2 separate regions of the Homo sapiens genome follow, and region 1 is linked to region 2. A link is a loop called in an ENCODE intact Hi-C map of the cell type or tissue named here. Cell type or tissue: endothelial cell of umbilical vein. All regions are shown on one strand.

Region 1 (8,000 bases), 110 kb before region 2:
TTGTCCATCAAGCCCTTGACTTTAGCCTCAAATGACCAGGCTTGTACTGATGTTATTTTGCAGACTTGGTGAGTTCTGCTTGTTATTTTAAACTGAGCTAGTTAAGAGGGATGTACCTGGAATGGTTGTGAATGTGTTTGATAGCTAGGATGTGTAACTGACAAAATTGATACCATACACGTGTCTGTTAAGGACTGAATATTTGTGTCCCCCAGATTCATGTATATGTTGAAGCCCTAACCCGCTATGTGATGGTATTTGGAGGCAGGACCTTTGGGAGGTAATTAGGCTTAGATGAGATACTGAGGGTGGGACCTCCATAATAAGATCAGTGTCATTATGAGAAAAGGAAGAGAGACCAGAGCTCACTCTCCAGTGTGTGAGGATGCAGCAAAAAGGCGACTGTCTGTCTGCAAGCCAGGAAGAGGGCCCTCATCAGGAACCAAATCTCCTGGCACCTTAATCTTGGACTTCCCAGCCTTCAGAACTGTGAGAAATAAATGTTTGTCATTTAAGCTACCCAATCTATGGTATTTTATTATAGCAGCTTGAGCATATATGTGTGTGTGTGTGTGTGTGTGTGTGTGTGTGTATACTGTACATTTTCTTAAATACAATAAATATATTTAAGAAAATGTAAGATGAACTTCACTTGCTGAGAATGTAAACTAGTTTTGTGTATGTCTACAAAATATTGAATACGGTTAAAAAGGTGTGTTATCTGCACATTTTCCTAAACTTTAATCAGCTAGATCAGGAGAAACACCCAACTTTGATTTTGACAGTTGGCAGGTCCAGAAAGGAGAACCTCAGTGTATTTGGATTTTTCTTCTGGGTTTGTTCTGACTTTGATTTAATAACATGTTATAATGATTAAGTGGTTTTATGGAGACTATTTTACAAATATTTTTGTCAAACTTTATTTAAGACTTCCAAGGTATTTACTTGGGGGTGAACTTTGGAAGTTCAGTCAAACTAACTTTCACAACTCTTCACCTTAAAAAAAAATAAGCAAGGAAACCTGCACCCAGTTATAGTATTTGAAAGAAGAATATTTCAGCTGGTTAATAATGAACAATGTTTAACGCTGAGGTGACATCAGCAGTAGAAACAATTCTTTCCTTGTGCCTTAAGCACAGAGCATGGTTCAACTAGACGTAACCAGGTTGTCTGGCCTTTGACTGCACAAGGGTAATAGGTGGATGATAGTAGCCCAGGTTGATGTATGGAAACTAGGGTGTTCTGACAGTTTTAAAGCTCTTCCTGTTTGTGGGACTAAGAACATTTCCCTTGTGGGCTGAATCTCTCTGGTCCTAAAAGCACACAGATTCCCAGGAACCCTTGCATTGCTAATGGGCAGCTGCACATGTGTGTGGTTCCCAGGTCTTCATCTCCAACTGCTTTGCACACCCTTCCTCTGAAACATTTCCTTCCCTGCCTTAGAGAGGGTGGCCAGGCTCTCCTACTCTCTGTACTAGGATAACTAACTCTTGTTTTCATGTCCACCAGGGATGAGGTTTATCTACCTTCTTTTTTGAGGTTACCAAATGGCCCTCAAGGGCTACTGGTGTTAATTTGCATTTCATTCATTTGTGGCATAAATGAGAGTGTGCCAAGCAGGCCCCAGTGAATGCTTGTTGAATTGCAGGCACAACCGTTACTCCTCTTACTGCTGTGGATTTAGGGTAAGTCCAGTGGGGATGATTAATCATTGTTAGTCTGTGTAACCAGCAATAACACCTCACCTCATCCTTGCCTGCTTAACAGGGTTGGAAGGACAGAGACTAAAATTTTAACTGGTTATCTTAATGGGGCTATGAGTGACTAATTTTTTTTCTTTATTTTTCTGTTTCTCAGATTTTCTACAAGTAGTATGTTACTTTTTGAAATGAGAACTAAAGAGCTGGGGAAGTATTTTGGTTTTTGTACAAAACTGGATCAGTGGTTTTGGTCACAACATCATACATTGCTTGATATCCATGGTGCATCCTTTGTAAGGCAGTTCCTGTCTTTAAACAGAACTGACGTTCCTACTCATTGTTGATATAGTTATAAATACTGGAAGGCTGCAGGAATGTAACTAGGACTGGGGGTTGCAACCCAAATCCAGAATGGGGCAGCTTCCTCTGAATGATAGGGAAGACCCCACCCCTTATAATGGGTATGTTTGGTATGTTTTCATAAACATTTTAAGTGTGATTTGAGAGGTGTTTCTGTTGTATTGATAAGAAGTACTGAAATAAACCTGATTGATAAGAAATACTGAATTAAATAAGTGCTGTACTGGCATGTTTGATTTTTTTTTTGTTTTTTAATTTCACTGTTCAGTTGAACCTTAACCAGCAGTGAGATCTTAAATATTTCTTTAGCAACAAGCTCCCCACATGCCCGGAAAATTAAGAGGGACTCTTTTTCCTCTCCTGATTCTATTGTTCAGCATTTTCTTTCTTTCCACACTGTGCTGTGTTGTCGGGGCACCTGGAGTTCAAGCTTCCTTTCTCCTGGGGCAGGCTGCAATTGGACTGAATTTCACATGTTTTCTAGTTTTAAGGCATTTAGCCAGTTGTTTAAGGAAGGCTGTAATTGCATTCACAGGAGCCTCATTCAATCTTCAGATAAGTGGTGCATGGCACACACTTATTAAGGGCAAAATAACTTCTTAAAAAATTAACTTTCTCTTGCTCATAGAGAACACATTTTCTGAATTAAAAATAACAGACTGGATAGTCTGGGAATTACAAACTTACCAGTAAGCAGTGTTTTTGTATTTGTAAATGACTAACACTTGTATATTAAATAGATACGTAAGAAAAACATGGCTCACAACTTTAAAAACAATCTAAAATCACATTTGTTTTTTTTTTAAAATGGCCAACTGTCCGTTCTTAGAAGATGATTCTACATTCTAGAGAGGTATGTCTAAACAGATACTCTTTCATTTGCTCCTTCTTACAGTGGGCCTTTCAGGGTTCTTCTGCAGTGAAAACTCATAATTACCGACTTAATTACTGACTCTGCATGGATTCATGCTGTAATTCGTAGCATAGTGTGCCGGCTTAAACTGGTGACTGTAAGTCATTTTTGATCTGAATCCTTTTGGTAAGTGGGTGTGCTTAGGTTGTCTTGACTATTTATGCATTTTGTTTGTTTGTTTGTTTGTTTGTTTTTCCCAGCTTGTGCTTAAGTGTATTGTAAAGAAAGGGCAGCATGAGAGGGAACTAAGCTGATGTGTGAAATGTTTACACTATGTTACCAAGCCAAAAAGAGCTGTAGTCAGGGACAGTATGGGTGAAGAGGCCACACTGAATAATAAGAACCCCAATGGTGGTGGTGGTGGGAAGGTGTGAGAGTTTGTGTGTACACCTGTGTGGACAGGTGGCTGGGGGGCCTCTTAGGATAGTCTGACCAGCCATGTTAGGCAAGAACCACTGCTCCTTTTGGTCTGGAAACTAGACTTCTGGTCCTAAGAGGCTTCTGGCTTTCTTAATATCCATATTGGTCAACAAAACTTGAATGTTTTAAAAAATTTTAAAAACTTAATAACTGCCATCCAATTAGATTTCCTCTAGTTTGGGATGTGTATATTTGATTTTTGAAACCTTGATCATGAGACTTTCATTTCTTCTTGTGAAATTTCAGCTTTCTCAGTTCTGGCATGTTTGGCCTGTCCAGATAGTTTTGAATTCTGACCTGGTCGTCTGTCTTGTCAGCCTTCCCTCTGGGCCACAAGTCATTCTTTGATACATGCAGCCCGTCAGCCACTCAGGTTCTTTGAGTCATTAACTGGTGCTGCTCTGTTAGCCTCCCCTTGTCATTCTCCTCCAGTCCTCTTAGTAACCAAGGGTGCGTCAGCCTTTGCAGGCGGCCGGAGGGCAGAGGGTTGGAGTCTGTGCCAAGATACAGAGGAAGCTAATCATACCCGTGACCTCGACCTCATTAACATTGTGCTGGAACCAAAGAGCCAGCATTCCATGGTATTGTTTGACTTTGGATTGTCTCTGCTGATTTACGATCACGAGGTCTATAGTCCTGCCCTCGAAGGGAGGCAGATGTTAGAGCCAGATGAGAATGTGAGACACAATCAGAACTTACTGCCTCCTTTTTTATGTTTTTTAATTTATTATTTATTATTGTTATTATTATTTGAGACGGTGTCTCGCTCTGTCACCCAGGCTGGAGTGCAGTGGTGCCATCTCGGCTCACTGCAAGCCCCGCCTCCCTGGTTACACCATTCTCCTGCCTCAGCCTCCCGAATAGCTGGGACTACAGGCGCCTGCTACCATGCCTGGCTAATTTTTTTGTATTTTTAGTAGAGGTGGGGTTTCACCATGTTAGCCAGGATGGTCTCAATCTCCTGACCTCGTGATCCACCTGCCTCGGCCTCCCAAAATGCTAGGATTACAGGTGTAAGCCACCACGCCCGGCCCTTATTGCCTCCTTTTAACTTCCTAAAAACTGGGCTTTGGGTTGTCAGCTATTCATTGGGTCCTGCTGATGGTGATCTGGCCCCAAGACAAACCAGCACTGACAAGACTTGAGTGAACAGTGTGAGGGAGGAAGGCCTCTGAGAGGCTGGTGCCCGAGTGGGGAGGCTGATGTTCCAGAGTTGTGGGTAGAAGTCCCTACCCCATCAGGAGGGCTTCTCAAGCTTGACTGTGCCCAAGAATTGGCTGGAATCCTGTTAAAATACAGACTCTGATACAGCAGGGCTGGGTAGGGCCTAGGATTCTGTATCTCTAACAAGCTCTCTCCGTGATGCTTCCCCTGCTACTCCCGTGGAGCTCACTTTGAATAGCAAGGCCTCACATTAAACTGGAGCATGAAAGAGACTATGGAATAGGCATCTGGCGGCTGAGAAATGTCAGGGCTGAACCGTGCATGCCAGGAGGGCCTGTGAGGTCTGACTTGAAGTTGGTCACCTGCTACTTAGGGCTGGCCTCTATCAGGATGAGACTGCGAGCCCTCAGCCCTGGCACTTCCATTTGGGCCTTTAATAGCTGTTGGGAGCCACTGTGCAGGGATGCCTTTAATCCTTTAGGGCAGGGAGGTTATGAGCTCTTCCAGTTGAGATATGGTAAAGGTATAGGGGAAGGCTTCCCCCCCTCCCCCCAAGCTAGTTAAAATGATTTCCTCATTACATGTTGGTTATATTCCATAAGTTTAACTAGATTAGGAAGGCTCTAACTTCCTTCCATTAAACCTGCATTTTCCCACATACCCTATAACTTCAAGGTTATGCGATTACAAAGCTTTTAAAAGGTTGCCTATTGTTTCATTTGGAGCATTATTTCTGAAACTTGCCTGACACTCTGCTAAGGTGCTAGCTAGACATATGTGACCAGACCCTACCCGGGGTTTTGGCTTCATAGGTCTGGAGTGGGTCCTGGGAATCTGTGTCTTTTAAACAAAGCTTCTAGGTGGTTCTTATGATCAGGAAGGCTCTAGAAAAACCAATTTAGAGGAGTATCAGTTTAGAAACCTGTCTGTCTGAGCTTGTGATATTGGCCATGTCTGAGGGACACCCTTGCCTGTTTATTTCTTGGCCTCCTAGATACTTGCTTGTGAAGGGCTGTCTTCTGTCCCATTGGATCCACTTCACTTTTTATCTTAATACATGCTTTTGCTTTTACAGAGAGGCTCTTATCTTGGATGGAGCCAAATCAGAGAGGCCTTTGTTAATGGTGTAAGAAGTCAGTTCTGTGAAGCCTTTATTTTTAGGAAGGTTTTACAGACACTGATTATTAAGTGCTCAAAGATACTGGACTACATAAGCTTTGGGCCTCTGTAGAGAAGTCTTTAAGAATGTCTCGATAGTGATTTTCCCACTCTTTCCTACTTTGGTTCAGACACTGGAGATAATGAGCGTTGTTAAGTAATGGATGACCAGAAATGGATGAAGAAGGGGCCCCATCCTCCACAGACCAGCTTGATTCTGATCCAGGTGAATTGGAAGGTTAAGGAGTTTGCCCTTCCACAATTGTATGAAAATTAACCTCTATTCCTAAAGATGCAGGATCCATCTCAGCCTTACCTTAGGGGCAAAGTCAGCTTATGAAACCAATGAAGTAGGAAATGGTCAGTGTGGGGGGATCAGCTGGATATAGAAGTAGCTCCTTACCCGAAAGGTGGAATTCACTTACTGTTGTACTTACAATTCTACCATTAGAGAAATTGGGTGAAGTGTTTCCCTTTAAGCCTCTTATTAGACGTGTAAGCACACAGAGGACAGGCAATGCATTTGTGATTTATACGTTAACAGGAATAACTTAATAGAATGCTTCTCAGGATCAGAGTATGCAAGAGTGGATTCTGATAGGGTGGAGTGTGGGGCACTCTTCAAGGAGGGCAGAGCAGGAGGCAGGGCCACAGACGGCAGCCTCAGGCACCAGGTGTCCAGGCAGCTCAAGAAGAGCACAGGATGCCTGGGAGGGCACTAGGCAGAACTTGTTCCCATTCATTTAATTGGTGTTTGTGTGCGCGTGTGTGTGTGTGTGTGTGTCTGTGTGTGTGATGGGAACTTTAATATAATTTACGATGCATTTGGCACACTTCTAATGTGGCCATTTCACATACTAGTTGTAATGAAAAGCCAGGTGATCTATATATGAAAACTAAGACTAAACACCATAATTGTACCTAGGATTGTTTTGGTTGGTTGGTTGTTTTTTGTTGTTGTTTGTTTGTTTGTTTGTTTTTGAGACGGAGTCTCGCTCTGTCACCCAGGCTGGAGTGCAGTGGCGCGATCTCGGCTCACTGCAAGCTCTGCCTCCCGGGTTCACACCATTCTCCTGCCTCAGCCTCCCAAGTAGCTGGGACTACAGGCGCCCACCACCACACCCGGCTAATTTTTTGTATTTTTTAGTAGAGACGGGGTTTCACCGTGTTAGCCAGGATGGTCTCGATCTCCTGACCTCGTGGTCCGCCCGCCTGGGCCTCCCAAAGTGCTGGAATTACAGGCGTAAGCCACTGTGCCTGGCCGGTTTTGTTTTTTAAAGTCAGTTTGGTTGTGAGAGAGAAGCTAAATCCAAGACTTGGAAAATGATCCATTTTCTGTACCTGCTTAGCAGGTGAGCTTGGCCAGCGGCAGAAACCATCCCTTTTCCCTGGGGGAAGAGGGGGCGGTGGGAGTGTTGGGGGCGTCTTTCCCAGAGGACTTGAAGAGAAGGGCTTGACTCTCCTGAGATTGCATGCCACCTAGGTAATGTGCATTAGTGCATGCTTTCTCTGTCGTATCTGAAAAGAGTCATTACATTTGCAGAGTTCTCAGCCTCTGGCTGGCAAAAAGAAACTGAACTTGGGCATTCTGCTGCCAAAGCCAAAGCTTGTGTAAGTGGTGGAGTATGTTTTGAGAACAGAGTGGGGATGGGTTGGGAGATTCTCTTGTCTCTGCTGTCGGAGTAAACCAGAACCGACAGAGGACTTACACAGAAGCACTCCCGAGGGACCAGAACTCTGGGAATGTCTGTGAAGAACTGACCCACTCCACGGCTCACAGCCATTTCCCGACTCTTCTTCCCCTGGTGTCCCTAGATTGGGCTTAGTGCCCCACATTCTAAGATTCATAAGATGTTCCTCCATGTTCTTGAAATGAAACACACAAAAAATGATTCCATTCTTATCACAAATAAAATGTCTTTGTCCTCAAGGGGGCATGGTACTCAGGAAAGATGGGAACACAGCCTGTGAAAGGCAGAAATTGATAAGAACTGTCTGTTCTGCCTCCCTGACCTTCCTTTGCTGTTAGCTTGCTCTGCGGCCTTGGGCAAATCATTTTGCCTCTTTGGATTGGAAAGGGTGAGGGGATGGAATGCAGGCCTGAAACTCTTATTCCAGGTGAGTCCATATGGCTATGTATTCAGTCATTTATTCAACACATGCTTATTACACCCCTTGGAAAGCTCACAGTCTAGTGGGGAGAGACAGGTGGAAGAGCCATGATCGTTGAGGGCTAGCAGGTGTGGCGGTGTGTTTGGCCATGGAAGGCCTTTGGAGGCGTGGGA
Region 2 (8,000 bases):
TGGTTCAGCCTGATTTCATGTGAACCTTCTTAGTGGTTATGCTTCTACAAGAAGTATTAGAGAAACAGTAGACTAAAGCCACATGTATATGTGAAACCAAAAATGGTTAATTTTCTGTTTTTAAATACTAATGGTATAATTTGATTATTAGAGACATGGGTTAGAATTTTTTCATTATTTTTAACAGTCACTTGGTATTTCAGAGAAACTCATTTTTTAAATTAAAAAATTAAAAATTTAAAAAAATTATTTGCAATTTTGAAAAAATTTTACTGATGATGTTTAGCTATGAATTGGAATGTCCTTGAGTAATTTACTAAAAATAATGTGCCTGATGGATCTTATGGCTTAACTTGGCATGGGCAAAATGGCATTTGCCCAATCTTCTGTTCTGGGAACTAGTTTATTTTCTCTCCCTTCTTCCAGTTTCCACAAATTTGGTCTTGCAGGTAGATTTTATTGTAATTTTTAAAATAAGTTGTAAATCAGTTAATACCTGAAATAAAAAGACAAGTGCTGTTGGAAGAGTTGGTACATTCATGAGCCTGATTTTTGCAAAGATATTAAAAAACATTTTGTGGGTATGATTCACACCCTGATGCTTTTATAAATTCTTGCATTGCACAAATTTATGATTCAGTCTGTCAGATGATTTCCTTCCTTGAGACTCTCTAATATTGCAAAAATTCAGTGATTTGTTTCACAAATTCTTTCATCTGTCTCGTCATGTAATGCTTTCTGTTCTTAAAGCTGTGAGCATTTTCTTTTTTTTTTTTGAGACGGAGTCTCGCTCTGTCGCCCAGGCCGGACTGCGGACTGCAGTGGCGCAATCTCGGCTCACTGCAAGCTCCGCTTCCCGTATGCTACATGCCAGCCTTGCTGCGTGGCCTGGCTCCATCCTGCACCAACCCCCTGTTACTGCTAGGCTGCAAAATGCTTTCCAGGGGCAATGTGTGGCTTCATGCTTCAGGGAAAAGTGTTATACTTTCTCTCTGCTTTTCAACCTTTCACAGGAATACTGTGACAGTAAAGCGAGGTCATCAGTAAGAGTCCTTTTCAGTTCTTATGAAGGCAGTTGCTACAGGATTCCAGGTGTTGGTCTGCGCAAACTTTTAATTCTTATTATTTATTTAGAAATAGGTCCTCACTCTGTTGCTCAGGCTGGAGTGTAGTGGCACAATCATCGCTCACTGCAGCCTTGAACCCCTGGGCTCAAGTGATCCTCCCACCTCAGCCTCCTGTGTAGCTGGGACTACAGGCGCATGCCACCATGTCTGGCTAATTAAATTTTTCTTTTTTTTTTTTTCAGAGACGTGGTCTTGTTATGTTGCCCAGGCTGTTGAACGCCTGGCCTCAAGCAGTCCTCCCGTCTCAGCCTCTCAAAGTGGTGGGATTACAGGCATGAGCTACCATACCTGGGAAAAGTTTTAAAGTATGAAAATACTTGCCTTTGACAGGGCTCTGCCAATTAACATTTGGCTTTCAAAAAACAAGCTGTTTTTATCTGTTAGCATTAGGCTGGTTAAAATAGACGTATCTTGGTTGTTGGTATTTATTAACATCTTTTGAATGTGGATGCTTGTGACTGTCTTGGGTGTTGAAGGGAATGCTCTATATTTATTGATACACTTAAATGGCCATTGCCTCAGTTTCCTATTTGTGAAACATAATAGCACCTACCTGACAGCTGTGAGGGAGTTAAGGGGTGGTGCATTTAGTGGGTACACATACATAACTGTGCCTGCTGCTTTGGTAGGGCCTCTAAATGGCACCATCATTGTTAGTTATTGCTGCAGAAACACATTCTATAACCAGTGTACAAACATGGTAATGAGTTAACATGAATACAATAGAGCAACGGTCCCCAACCTTTTTGGCACCAGGGACCTGTTTCGTGGAAGACAATTTTTCTATGTATGATGGGGTGGGATGGTTTCAGGATGAAACTATCTCAGATCATCAGGTATTAGATTCTCATAAGGAGCATGCAACCTAGATCCTTTGCACACACAGTTCACAATAGGGTTTGTGCTCCTATGAGAATCTAATGCCACTGTTGATATGACAAGAGGCAGAGCTCAGGTGGTAATTCTGGCTTGCCACCACTCACCTCCTGCTGTGCAGCCCAGTTCCTAACAGGCCACAGACCGGTACTGGTTTGTGGCCTGGGGGTTGGGGACCCCTGCGATAAAGGAGTCTTAGAGCATAAAATGGAGAGTGTGTCAGCAGAGTTGAGTTAGAACAATAGAACTTGGAAGCCCATAGCAGGTACAGTTCTGTGACTAAGTGCCCACAAGAAATGCATTGGTTTAAGCATTTCAGTATTGTTTTATGTTACTGGGAGCACAGTTAAGCCAAAGAGAGATCCAATTTTAGACAGATAGTGGTGGTTCAGAGATGGAAAATAGCTGGCAGCTCCAGGTTCAGAAAATCAAGGAGGGTTATCAGAACTGAGAAACGAGAAATAAACAGTAGAGATCAATGACCATTGGATGTTACTCTTAATCGCTTACACTCCTCAGGATTCAGAACGAGAGGTGTTGCTGACTTCATGTTCTTATCCAGGCAGTTCAGTAAATGCCATGTATCTGAATAAATAAAGCTTGGGGTAGGGTGGGGACCAAGATGGGTAGCTAATTTTCCCAGCTGAATGATGTTGTTTAGTCTGTCTTTTGCTGGGACTAGAAACTGTTGTAATATTACAAGTTGAAAATTTCACAATCTTTTTTTTTTCTTTGTGAAGTAAAATCTGAAATCCTTCGTCCCTTGACTTCATTAGAAGTGCAGTGAAACTGGCCTTCTAGATCTGTTTCCAGTCAGAGGACTTTATATACAAAGTTCGTGAACACAAAAGGGTCTGGTGAAATAACGAGATGGGAGGCTGGTCCAAATTTCTGATCCTTTTGAGTTAAAAGTCATTCTGAGCAGTGGCTGTTGACTGTACCACCCAGGGGGCAATCTGCAAGTGCGGTTGTCATTTATTAGCCTTCTTTACTTCTAGGCTCTCAGTGACTTCTCATTTGAACTTTTGGAAAAAAAAAAAAAAAAAAAAAAACTCCTCATCAGCATTAAGAGCTTTCCCGAAGCTTGATCTTCAGAGTCTTGCTTCCTGATTTCCAGACAGAACTGAGTTAAAAACATAGTAACTGGGTTCGTTTGTTTTCCTGTCTCCAAGGCGTTTGGCCCCATGTTAATCTTCCCAGCTGAGGCAGGAGAGGAACACTTAGTCACTCACACTGCTCACTGACATGAGCCAGCAATGGAAATGGTGACTTGACAAAATGCTGGCCGGGGAACTGGAGTTCTCCTTCAAGCAGGACCAAATATTTCCCAAATTAATTCTGACAAAGCGAATTTAACATTCAACCTTCTGGAGTTTCTCAGAATAGTTTAGGGTATTTTAAGTCAACTCTGTATTTGTTGCCTGTTATTCAAATTTCTAACCTCAACTACCTATTGGGTCCTTCCACATTGGCATCAAATAGTTTTCTTTTCCAAGCTGGGCTATGGATGTTTTTATCTTGTGAAAATTCCCCGGGAAAGCGACGCCATGGTGATGTCTTTGATTGGATGTTGGGGTCACATGGAGGGTGCTGTGTAGCCTTCAGGAAAGAATGGAGGTCTGTCTTGTCTTCTTCATTTGGTTTTTGAAGTGCATTCAATTGACAATAACATAATAATAGCATATCATGGTAAAAAATCACTCGCCTCCACTGGGTTTTTGTGTGGACCCAACTTGGGCTCAGAAGATTACAGATGGTTGGGGCACATTGTTGAATGTTAAAGTGTGCAGCCTTAAGCACTAGGCACAAGCCCACTGCTATTCTGGGTTATTTAATTTACTTTGATGAGGAAGGAACGATCTGGTGCATTTGAATGACAGAATAGATAACTGCATATCACTGGGATGTAAGTATAACATGGGTTCAGAAGAAGACCGCAAAGACAGTATTTCAGTAAATATTGCCAGGCTTTGTCTCACAAAGACTTGGTTGTATTTCTGAGTGGCTAATTAGGAGGTGTTTTCAATTTAATGTTGCATTCGCTATGAGTCAGATAGAAAGTCAAGATGATTGTTTTTAACAGCTTATTTCAGACTTCAGCTACCGGAAAAAGTCACTGACTATTTCTAAACCCAAGGAGATTTGAGTGCTGATTGACTCACAGTATTTGTGTTCCAGTGAGTCCGTCCACACCCAGCCTGTATGTGACACACAAACTTGGAGTGTGGGGAGGAGTGGGGAGGCAAGAAAATGGAGTGCTCTGTAGAGTGGTGGCGGGGGCCAGGGCTACAGAGGCCAGCAGAAGAGGCAGAGAGCGGGGCTTTGTTCAGTTTCCTACTGAGGGGCCGGGGAACAGCTAGTGGGAGAGACCCAGGTTTGAAGCCCCTGGCACTGGACTTGGGGAGGCTGGGGTGGCTCTGCTGCCTTCTTCAGCAGGCTCAGATAGGAAGAAGCTGGAAGGCAGCTCTTGACCAGAGAGGAGGCTCTATCTACCGTGCTCACACTTTCCTACTTCCTTGGTGTTGAGCCATATTACTTTTCTTCTTAGCTCCATCACAACTGTCCTCTGCACCTTGCAGTGGCCATTTTCAGCTATTTAGATACTCACCAGCTCTCACTGTGGTATCCTATTCCCAAACGCAGCATGTTTATTTTAACTTGTGTCTTCAAGCAGTTTTTAGAAGGTGCACACTTTTACCTTTTCCTCTTTGTGTCAGGATATTTCTCCTTAGTCTGTATCCGTTTTCGCATTTCATCTCTTTTCTCTTTATTCTCTTTACTCCCCACTTTATCCTCCAAGGGATGAAAACAACTTGATTTTTATCAAGGTGAGTGTTAATAAGTGGCCGTGTGTTTCTAACACACTAGCCTTTGTGCCCTGTACAGACTGCTTAGATGTGAGCTGTGTGGGCATTCGTTCTTATTAATGACCCCATGAATGACCTGCTCAATTCATTTTTCCAAGGTTATGGATCTGTGACTTTTCTTTAACCATTATCATTGCTACCATTTACTGAATGCTTACTCTGTGCATTACAGTGCTTTATGCAAAGCACTTTACATGTATTCTCTCATTTAGTCTTCATCTCTACCCTATAAGATATCCTCATTTTATAGCTGGGGAAATTGAGGCATAGGGAGATTAGTGATTGCCCTGCTTTATTCTGCCAGTGTGTCCTATAGTCAGCATTTGACGCTCATCTCAGTCCCTGGGTCTAAACCACAGCAGTACCTTCTGGAGCAGGATTGTCCCCTGGGAACATTCAGCAGTGTCTAAAGACATTGTTTTTGGCCACGACTGAGAGCGCGCTACTGGCATATAGTGGGAAGAAGCTAGGAATGCTGCTAACCATCCTTCAATTTATAGGACCAGCCCCTGCAACAAAGAATTATTCAGCCCCAAGTGTTAGAAGTACTGAAGTTGAGAAACCCTGTTATATCTAGAAACATTTACCTTTAATACTCAAGGAGTACCAAGTATTAAATATCCACACAATGTTCTGAAGTTTTAATTATTTCAAGAAATATTTATTGTTTGCATAGTTTCAAACATTTAAAAAATACTCAACAGGGAGAAAAATATGTAACTGTTTCCAAAGAGAAAACATTTCATGAGATTCCTAACTTTTGAGATTCTGAGGATGTCTAACAATTTTTTTTTTTTTTTTTTTTTGAGAACAGGGTCACATTCTGTCCCCCAGACTGGAGTGCAGTGGTGCAATCTTGGCTCACTGCAAACTCTGCCTTCTGGGTTCAAGCGATTCTTGTGCCTCAGCCTCCTGAGCAGCTGGGGCTACAGGCGCCCGCCACCACACCTGGCTAATTTTTGTATTTTTAGTGGAGGTGGGGTTTCACCATTTTGTCCAGGCTGATCTTGAACTCCTGGGCTCAAGTGATCCGCCTGCCCTGGCCTCCCAAAGTGCTAGGTTTACAGGCATGAGCCACTGCGCCTGGCCGGATATCTAACAATTCTTATACCTCCATTGTGATATTATTGTTGGAACAGAGCATGACATTTGAATAATTACGCCAGACATTTTTTCTTTGGTTCCCACTTAGAAGCTGTATACACATAAATTCTCTGCTAGATGTCAGTAGGAAATTCTAAAATTGTGAAACTTGGTGTCTTGGGCTTATTGGGTCCCATGAGTGAGTGTGCCCGAAAACCTCACTGAGCAGCCCAAGGGAAAAGGCTGTGAGGCCGAGGAGCATAACCTGGGCGCAAGGTGAGCAAGGCCCGGGTTTTCCTGAGAAGGAGGCTGGGTGTGGGTTCTGTGTGGAGCGAGTCTTGTAGCCTTAATGACAACCTTCTGTTTCTGTGTTCTAGTCATGTGCTCAGCCCCTCTGCTCATCAGGCAAAACCGAGTGTTCCCAGTTGGAGAAGTTTAAGGTCTTCCTGTTTGTCTGAACTCCTGGCAGCGAAAACATAGACATCTGTGCATTGTCCGGCTCGTTTCCTTCCCTCAGCCCCCTGCCCAGCCCCTCCACAGCATCTACACCATTGTATTGTTCACATTCTTCCTTATCTTGACCTTGTACTAACTGCCTGTTTATTGTAATGACTCCTCAGATAAAGTACTGCTTGGGACTTTTTTCTTTTAATTAAATGTTTGGGGTTGAGAAATTGAGAATCTAGTGAAACTGCAGCGCGCAACATTTTGAAGTGTATCTCGGGCCACGGCAAGACTGACTTCAGTTCCTGCTGGACTCATTACTTCTTTTTAGGGGGAAATGTTTGTTTCTCAGGCTGTGACTGTCAATGACGTCCACTGGCCCCTGTGGGCCATTGCCACCCTCATTCTGTCCTCGCCCTTGCCTTCTAGGACCATCCCCCCTCATTCTTCGCCCTTGGCAGGTTATCTCTGTGGCAGGTTGTCTCTTGTCCTCTGTCTCTTTGGCAGATTTCCCCCCTTTGCCTGTCTCAGGCAGATAGCATCCCCAGGGTACATTCTGGTCCTCCCGCCTTCTTCTACCCCCTCACTGTGGGGGAGCTCCATCCTACCCCAGGCTTTCTGTACACTGAGAGCTCCCAAGTCTCCTGAGTGCCTAACATATTTAAAGTAGTTAAGGGTCATTCTAGTTCCTCGTAAACCATTATAAAAAGTTCACAAATAATCCTGTGAGTTAAAAAGTGAATTCGAATGGGTACGAGGGGCTGTGAGAACATAAGGTGAGTTTTAATTCTTCTGTTTGAAATTCATCATACTATATAGCTAGCAGATATGCCTGGGTTAAAAAATCACTCGCCCCTTCATTTTCCATTTTTACTTGCAGAAATACACACACACACACACACACACACACCACAGACACACACACGTGCACACGCCAGAAAAGGGTTATCAGCCACTTCTGTCTTGCTGAGAACATAAGCAGTGTCAGCATGGTCCACCCTTCTTGACTTCTATTAAGAAGTGTTTTTATGCGACCATCTGGGGTTATACAACAGATGCAGAAAAACGTCAACCTTTTCTCCCCCCTCAGCTACAACTCTCCCATTTGAATTAACCGTCTGTTTACTTCCCAGATATCATATCCCTGATAAAACCTTATCTTGGTTTTCTCAAGATTCTCACCCCTCAGTCCTGCCCTACCCACATCAGGGCACTGAGTTCTCAATGACCTAGTTATGGTCTTCAGTGGCTCAGGTCTTTATTATATCTGTGTATTTCCTGATTCCAGTGTTAATAAGTTTCCGGAGGGCAGTAAGAGTATCTTCAGGTCTCCTTCCCTGCCTTCCCTCTCCACCCCCATTGTCCAGTACTTCAACCTTGGACAATTGGTTGTGAACAAGGGTTGGTTCTAGAGGTGTCTGAATTGCCTTACCACTTTAGAACTTCAGTGCTTGGTTCAATAAAAGTTGGCTGTTAGTAATCACAGTGATAAACAAGTGTCAGCAAACGTATATTAACGTGAATTCTTTGGTTTGGGAGGTCAGCAATGTGAGAGACTCCTTTTTAAAATTTTTTTTTTATTTTGAGACAAGAGTCTCACTCT

What was found. Hi-C counts contacts between places; a loop is a spot of excess contacts. Peaks named below come from ENCODE experiments on the same cell type or tissue, not always from the same donor. Only the 100,000 strongest peaks of a DNase experiment are listed, where the experiment ranks them.
Region 1: it touches region 2 in a loop (3-fold over the local background); 27 of 110 quality-filtered maps call a loop at or near these places.

What each region holds. Positions count from the first base shown.
Region 1 is chr5:78,634,499-78,642,498 of GRCh38, reverse strand. The region is part of intron 1 of LHFPL2 (LHFPL tetraspan subfamily member 2); the gene reads left to right. Among named protein-coding and RNA genes, the nearest start is that of LHFPL2, 10 kb to the left of the region's middle. In endothelial cell of umbilical vein, no CTCF peak of the experiment used is centred here; DNase peaks (open chromatin) are centred at 1,528, 2,498 and 3,898; H3K27ac peaks cover 3,090 bases.
Region 2 is chr5:78,522,419-78,530,418 of GRCh38, reverse strand. All of the region lies in intron 3 of LHFPL2 (LHFPL tetraspan subfamily member 2), which reads left to right. Among named protein-coding and RNA genes, the nearest start is that of LHFPL2, 120 kb to the left of the region's middle. In endothelial cell of umbilical vein, no CTCF peak of the experiment used is centred here; DNase peaks (open chromatin) are centred at 3,168, 4,128, 6,048, 6,458 and 3 weaker places; H3K27ac peaks cover 8,000 bases.